2 separate regions of the Homo sapiens genome follow, and region 1 is linked to region 2. A link is a loop called in an ENCODE intact Hi-C map of the cell type or tissue named here. Cell type or tissue: endothelial cell of umbilical vein. All regions are shown on one strand. Each heading gives the region's core, and the rest is flanking DNA. Links, peaks and the distances in the headings are about the cores only. Region 1 holds the start of LOC124909411 (a long non-coding RNA gene). Region 2 has its middle 15 kb from the start of ZNF80.

Evidence for each region. A loop is a pair of places that touch in the nucleus more often than their neighbours do. Peaks named below come from ENCODE experiments on the same cell type or tissue, not always from the same donor. Only the 100,000 strongest peaks of a DNase experiment are listed, where the experiment ranks them.
Region 1: a loop joins it to region 2, with 2.3 times the contacts of the local background. A loop is called at or near these places in 3 of 110 quality-filtered maps.

What each region holds. Positions count from the first base shown.
Region 1 is chr3:114,311,089-114,314,019 of GRCh38, reverse strand. LOC124909411 (a long non-coding RNA gene) reads right to left here and starts at 1,941. Exons shown (of 2, transcript XR_007096008.1): 1 at 1,861-1,941; 2 at 608-834. In endothelial cell of umbilical vein, for the core only: no CTCF peak of the experiment used is centred there; no DNase peak of the experiment used is centred there.
Region 2 is chr3:114,221,563-114,224,493 of GRCh38, reverse strand. No RefSeq gene overlaps it. Among named protein-coding and RNA genes, the nearest start is that of ZNF80, 15 kb to the left of the region's middle. In endothelial cell of umbilical vein, for the core only: no CTCF peak of the experiment used is centred there; a DNase peak (open chromatin) is centred at 1,133; H3K27ac peaks cover 1,133 bases.

The DNA of each region.
Region 1 (2,931 bases), core at 147-2,646, 89 kb before region 2:
GTTCATGGCACAAAACATGCCCCTCTTTAATGACTTTGGAGACTCATAAGGGACTCCTATTTGGCCCATAGATTCTTTGTTATAGTGACCCTGGCCATAAAGAGCTCTCTGATCTCATCATTCTTACAGAAAGTGCTAATATGGTGAAGAAAACTTATATCTTGTTTGTCCTTGGTGAAGTCAACACAAATTAAATTCACAATGTCTTCTGTATTTCAGTCAGCACTGTGCAATGTATGAATAAAAGAGAGGAAATTATTTCAGCCATGAGAAGGCTTAAAATCTAACAACTAGACATGAAGAGAGGTTTGTATAAAATCAAGAGCTAGATTGTGCCATTCAGACTCTCAATGCCAAGGGAGTTTCTAAACTAACAGGAAGTTGATAATGGCTAGAGTGAGTCAAGAAAGGGTCCAAAGAATAAGCGGTCTAGTTTGGGGACTCGCAAGAACACTAAGCTTTGAGTTGGAGAAGCTGAGTGTGGACAGACATTTCCACCAGTGTGAGGAGCACAAAAATATCCAGGCATGAGCTTGGGATGGGGAGAGTCATCAAGAGACCTCTAGACTGAAAGGATGTCAATAAATTCCTGAGATTTCAACATTACCACTGTGAATTTAAATATTTACTTCTTGCAACTCAATTGCTGAACTTCTAAGTCAACCTGATTGATAGTCTAGAAGTATAAAGAGGAAGAAAATATTTTCATGATGCATAATTTGTCTCTATATCATTTCTGTGAACCAACATCTTCTTAACAATGCCAGCCAGCTTCACCCAAAGTCTTGGATCTCTCTTTGCACTATCCACACACTCTTAAGTTTTCTTCTGTACCTGTTAAAAACATTGTGGTGCGATTTATATACAGGCTGTAATAATTGTAAATGACACATACGCTACTCATATGGTACTTCACAGTTTACAAAGTTTCTCCTTAATATCCTTCATCTTCACAGTTATACTGTAAATATTGTGATGTAGCTATGATTGCACTAATTTATAAAAACACAGGTTCAGAAATATGTGTTTTTCCAATAAAAAACAATAAACTAGTGCCTGAGGTCAGGTTTTCTGAAATCCAATAATATTTATACCATACCATTATTCTCAAACTTGAGTAATGTGTGTATGCCCATATGAAGGAAAAAAAATAGTTTCACAGACCTCCTCAATGGGAGGCGATAATAATAAAATAATTATTCTTATTATAATATCTAGTAATAAATTCATAATATGCATAATTATTTTATTATAGACATTCTTAAATAGGCTCAAACACAACGACAAGTGAACTTACTATGCTTATATCCCTTGTAGAATTATAAAACTACAAGTTACTAATTAAGTACAAGTAAAACTATAAAATTAGTAATGTCTACAATAACAATGAGTGCATAGAATGATGCTTTCCTGAATCTAAGTCATGGCTCACAAAGTTAAGTGTACTGCACACACCCTTCTGAATACAACATCCCTACACTACAGTGTGCAAAGTAAAGCAATTATCGCTTCACTTTCCTGTTAGTTCAATACTGCAAAGTCTTCCACTTCTCCACCCATCTGGGAGTAAATGAATCATTTATAAATTAAGCTTCTGTGCCTTTAAATAAACTTGATTATAATCAAGTTTATATGTATAAACACAAACATAGAGGCTAAAACCAATGACAACACTCTGTTTTAAGAAGGCTATCAACATCCAGATATAGATGACTTCTTTGAAGATTATCATTTCACTTAAAACACACAATGTTTAAACGCTTGCAGAGAACTTGTGGACCCCAAGGCTGTATCTGCAACTCTTAGCTTTCCTTATATCTCAGTTTTTAAGAACATTGATTGATAGATAATTTCAGATACCTCAGTTGCTCCAAGCCAGTTTTGTTGCCTCCATGAAAACTTCTGTGGCATCATTAGCATTACCTGGTGCACGTGTTCCTGGGGCAGAACACAATAATATTAACCCAGCATCTTGCAGCTCACAAAGCAGTCAGCCACGTTCCTGCCTCATCTTCTTAAGAATCTTAGAAAGATAGTAATATTACCATTTTATAAATGAGGAAATATTTATGAGTCTTTGATAGGTTAAGTGGCTTATCCAAAGTCGTGAAACTAATTGCAGAGCTCAGCACTTGGACCAAGTTTCTAAATTCCCTGTCCACTACACTCCATGATTACTTCTTTTTTGATCTCTGTGAAGTCCATCAGAGTTTTAGTCCCAGAGAAGGTGCTCTTCACAGCCTACATGAAGTCAGAATGAATATAGTCTATGGTAAGTCCTGTGATGACAGTCTATTTCTGCATAACCCCTATGAGTTGCAAATTTCTTGACAATTTTGGCCCTATTTACATGAACTGGACCACTTAGCTGCCTCAGATTTTTTTTTTTGAAAAAACCTGAAATAAATAAATGTACAGCCTGCTTTGACCTCATGGTTTGTCTCGATCAGAGGATGGATATAGGAGAGTAGAGGAGAACCTTCAAGTTTCTTCCTGGTGATAGCCATTTCAAATGCATAACAACTGGCGAGCCATCCAATGTCCTATAAACACAGCTGTCTGTGTTTTCTCTATATGCAAGGCAATTACTAGAATTGGAATGTCCAATATACTAGCCACCAGTCACATGTTGCTATTTACATTTAAATTTGTTAATTACAATGAAATAAAATTTAAAATTCAGTTTCTTTGTCACATTAGCCAAATTTCAAGTGCTCAACAGCCACATGCAGCTAATGGCTACCATACTGGATGGGACAGACATAGAGCATTTCCATAATTGCAGAAAGTTCTTTGGATAGCATTGTCCTACACTACCTTATGCAAATAAATTACCTCAAACATTGAGTATATCGTTGTGACTTCCAGAAAGCTCAGGCTCTTGCCACACAAAAAGCTCCCCTGTACCTCTTGACAGGTGTGACTTGGAGT
Region 2 (2,931 bases), core at 94-2,593:
CTTCTAGGGCTACAAACCGAAGTTGTAGGCTGCTTTTACCAATCACATAAAATGTAAATAGTTACCCCTCTATATGCTCCATTGCACTCTGTATACACTCCAATGTAAAGCTTGTCACATTATATTATCATCATGTGCTTGCTTCCACTAGACTATGTCTACATGAGGGTCAGGTCAGGGCCTATTTTATGGAGTACTGACTTCCTAGTGCTTAGTACTATGCTTTATATGCAGTAGGTACTCAACAAATAGTTCTAGAGTTTTTTAATGAATACATAAATGTATGATATAAATGTAGTGTTTCTTACAAAATTTGAGAGACTTTTTCTAACTCCTCTAATCAACGAAACCTTACTACAGAGAGAAAGAGAACTGCCAAAAGACTATCAATTGAACAAATAGACTATTCTGAAATGATAACTCACATAAAAAATTGCATAATCTCATGCATCCTCTGGGGAATGTTAAAATTCTACAAAGTTATTGTATAACTCTATGAAGCTCTTTCCACATGTTATGATTTTCTTGGGCTTAGAATTGAATATATCTCAATATTGTATATTAAGGTATAATTATAATGAGATATTTGAAATCCAAAATAAAATTCTTTGACCATATCAAAGTCCTCCTTGGCAGTTCCTTCTCTTGAAGATTGACATTCACAGATCTCCAGTTACACCCATGTTCCTGCTTACAGTTAGCAACACACAAATGAATAGCAAATGGTGTCAGAAAAACAATCCTGAACACCTGTGTATGTTTGTTTGCTTTTGGCATTTCATTCAACTGCTAGTTATAAATTAATTATCATAGTCAAAATTAATTTATTTCCCCTTCCTCTATTTCCCAGTAGTACTTTCTTTATTCTGCAATTACAGCACCTAGCACATTTTCCCATGTATTGCAAAACTAATGTCTGCTCAGAACTCTACAATTTATAAAGCACTTATTACATATATTTAAGTCATCTTATTCTCACTACAGTCCTGTGACTTAGACAGAGCCAGTATTAATAAGAAATGAGAACAGAAACCTGAAACTCAGAAAGGAAAATCCTGGCCTAAGTAGGTAGCTAACAAATACCAAAGTCGGTTTGAGCTCAGGCCTTTTTGTTCAGGGCCTATATGCTTCATACACACTTCACGGAACAGGAAATGACTATAATCATTTCCTCATGGAAAGTCACAATGTGCATAGCTTTTTGTAAGCTCTGACAAATGCTACATTAAGAAAACATATTTAGGTTTAACTTTGTCTGTGGCTTACCTATTAACATCCTGTAGCATTGAGTTGCCCCGCATACTGGTTTAGGAACTGCTACACCATTTATTCAAAGATTAATAGAGAGCCACAGCTATTACTGAAATGAGGGTCCTAGGTGATCAATTAGCTTAACTCACTAGCTAGCTGACTAGTTCTCATACACTAGGCTCAAAGCACTTGGATTCAAATATATACCACAGCATTTTATAAATGATATTTATTATATTAATACAGGCTGTGAATCTACTACACCATTACCCAAAGAATGTGTCTGTAACCACCTGAATCAGAATCATGCAGGGTTATTATTAATAATTCATGAAGATTCCCAGCCTCCATGGTAGAGATAGCAGATCAGAGAGCTCATCTTGGGGAGGAGACACAATAACATAAGATGCTGAGACCCAGTCCACTTAGTAGCCCACTATTTTCCCAATCCTAGGTGGAATAGTAGCCCACTATTTTTCCAATTCTAGGTGGAATTGTAGTCCACTATTTTCCCAATCCTAGGTGGAATAGTATTCCACTATTTTCCCAATCCTAGGTGGAATAGTAGTACACTGTTTTCTCAATCCTGGGCCTGCATATCATAGGTGTTTAATAGATTCTTATTGATTCTGCTGCTTTTAAATTCTTATGACCACTAAAGTTTGAGGACTGCTGGTCACCTATATAACAAACTACAGTAAGAGAAATAAGTATAGACAATAAATAAATGGTAAAAGAAAATAAGAGAGATAAGTATGAACAGTGTTAGGAGGGACCAAGTTAAAGGTAATCAATTCTGCATAGAAGGCTCTAGAAAGGCATTACAGAGCACATTATAGTTGAATGGGGTCATGCAGAATGTTTTGGAGCTAGCCAATCAGAAAAGCAACATAAAAACACCATCCATGGGAGAGCAGGCACTGGCTTGGAAAGGCAAAGATATCTTAGGTATCAGATATAAGCAAGTCTCCCATGAGAGCTTAGGGGCAGGGAGCAGAGGGCAAAGGTGAGGGGAACAGAAATATGTGGGAGGTGAAGCTATCTGTCATGACTGAGGCCATAGCATCTTGGATGTGGCCAAGATGCTCTGAAGCATCTTGGATGTGGCCAAGATGCTCTGAAGCATCTTGGATAGTGACAATGCATGTGTGTCTGCACCTGAATTCTTAGAGCTGTGATTGATCTCAAGAGCAAACTGGCATAGCTGCCATCTAAGCTAACATGAGGGAAGGCTGCTCTCAGACATGAAGCTCCCATAATGCTCACTTGTTTTTCGGTGTATAGTTGTCTTTATATGACCAACAGGTGACCCTTTTTACCTACTTCAGGCCTTTCCTGGTACATTAACCAGTCAAGTCAAAGAGCCTAAACATGCTGAGACCCTGAATCGGCCACTGTGGCTTTCAAATACACTGGATTGTCTGGCCTGTGATTTATCTGAAAACGAATCACAAATGGAGCCATGAGTCATTTTCAGCAACCGAGGCTTTAGCGTCAAACAGTAAATTCTGAGAAACCAATTTCCGCTGTGGGCAGAACCCAGCTCCTGGTGTCTAATCATTTGTCCAAGCCTCAGAATGGAGGAAGCTGATGAAATACTGTGACGGGTCCAGCCTGGACAGGATTTGCTTAGGGGATTTCAAAACTTGGAAGGAAAAGTGGAATCCCTTGTCCCTACCT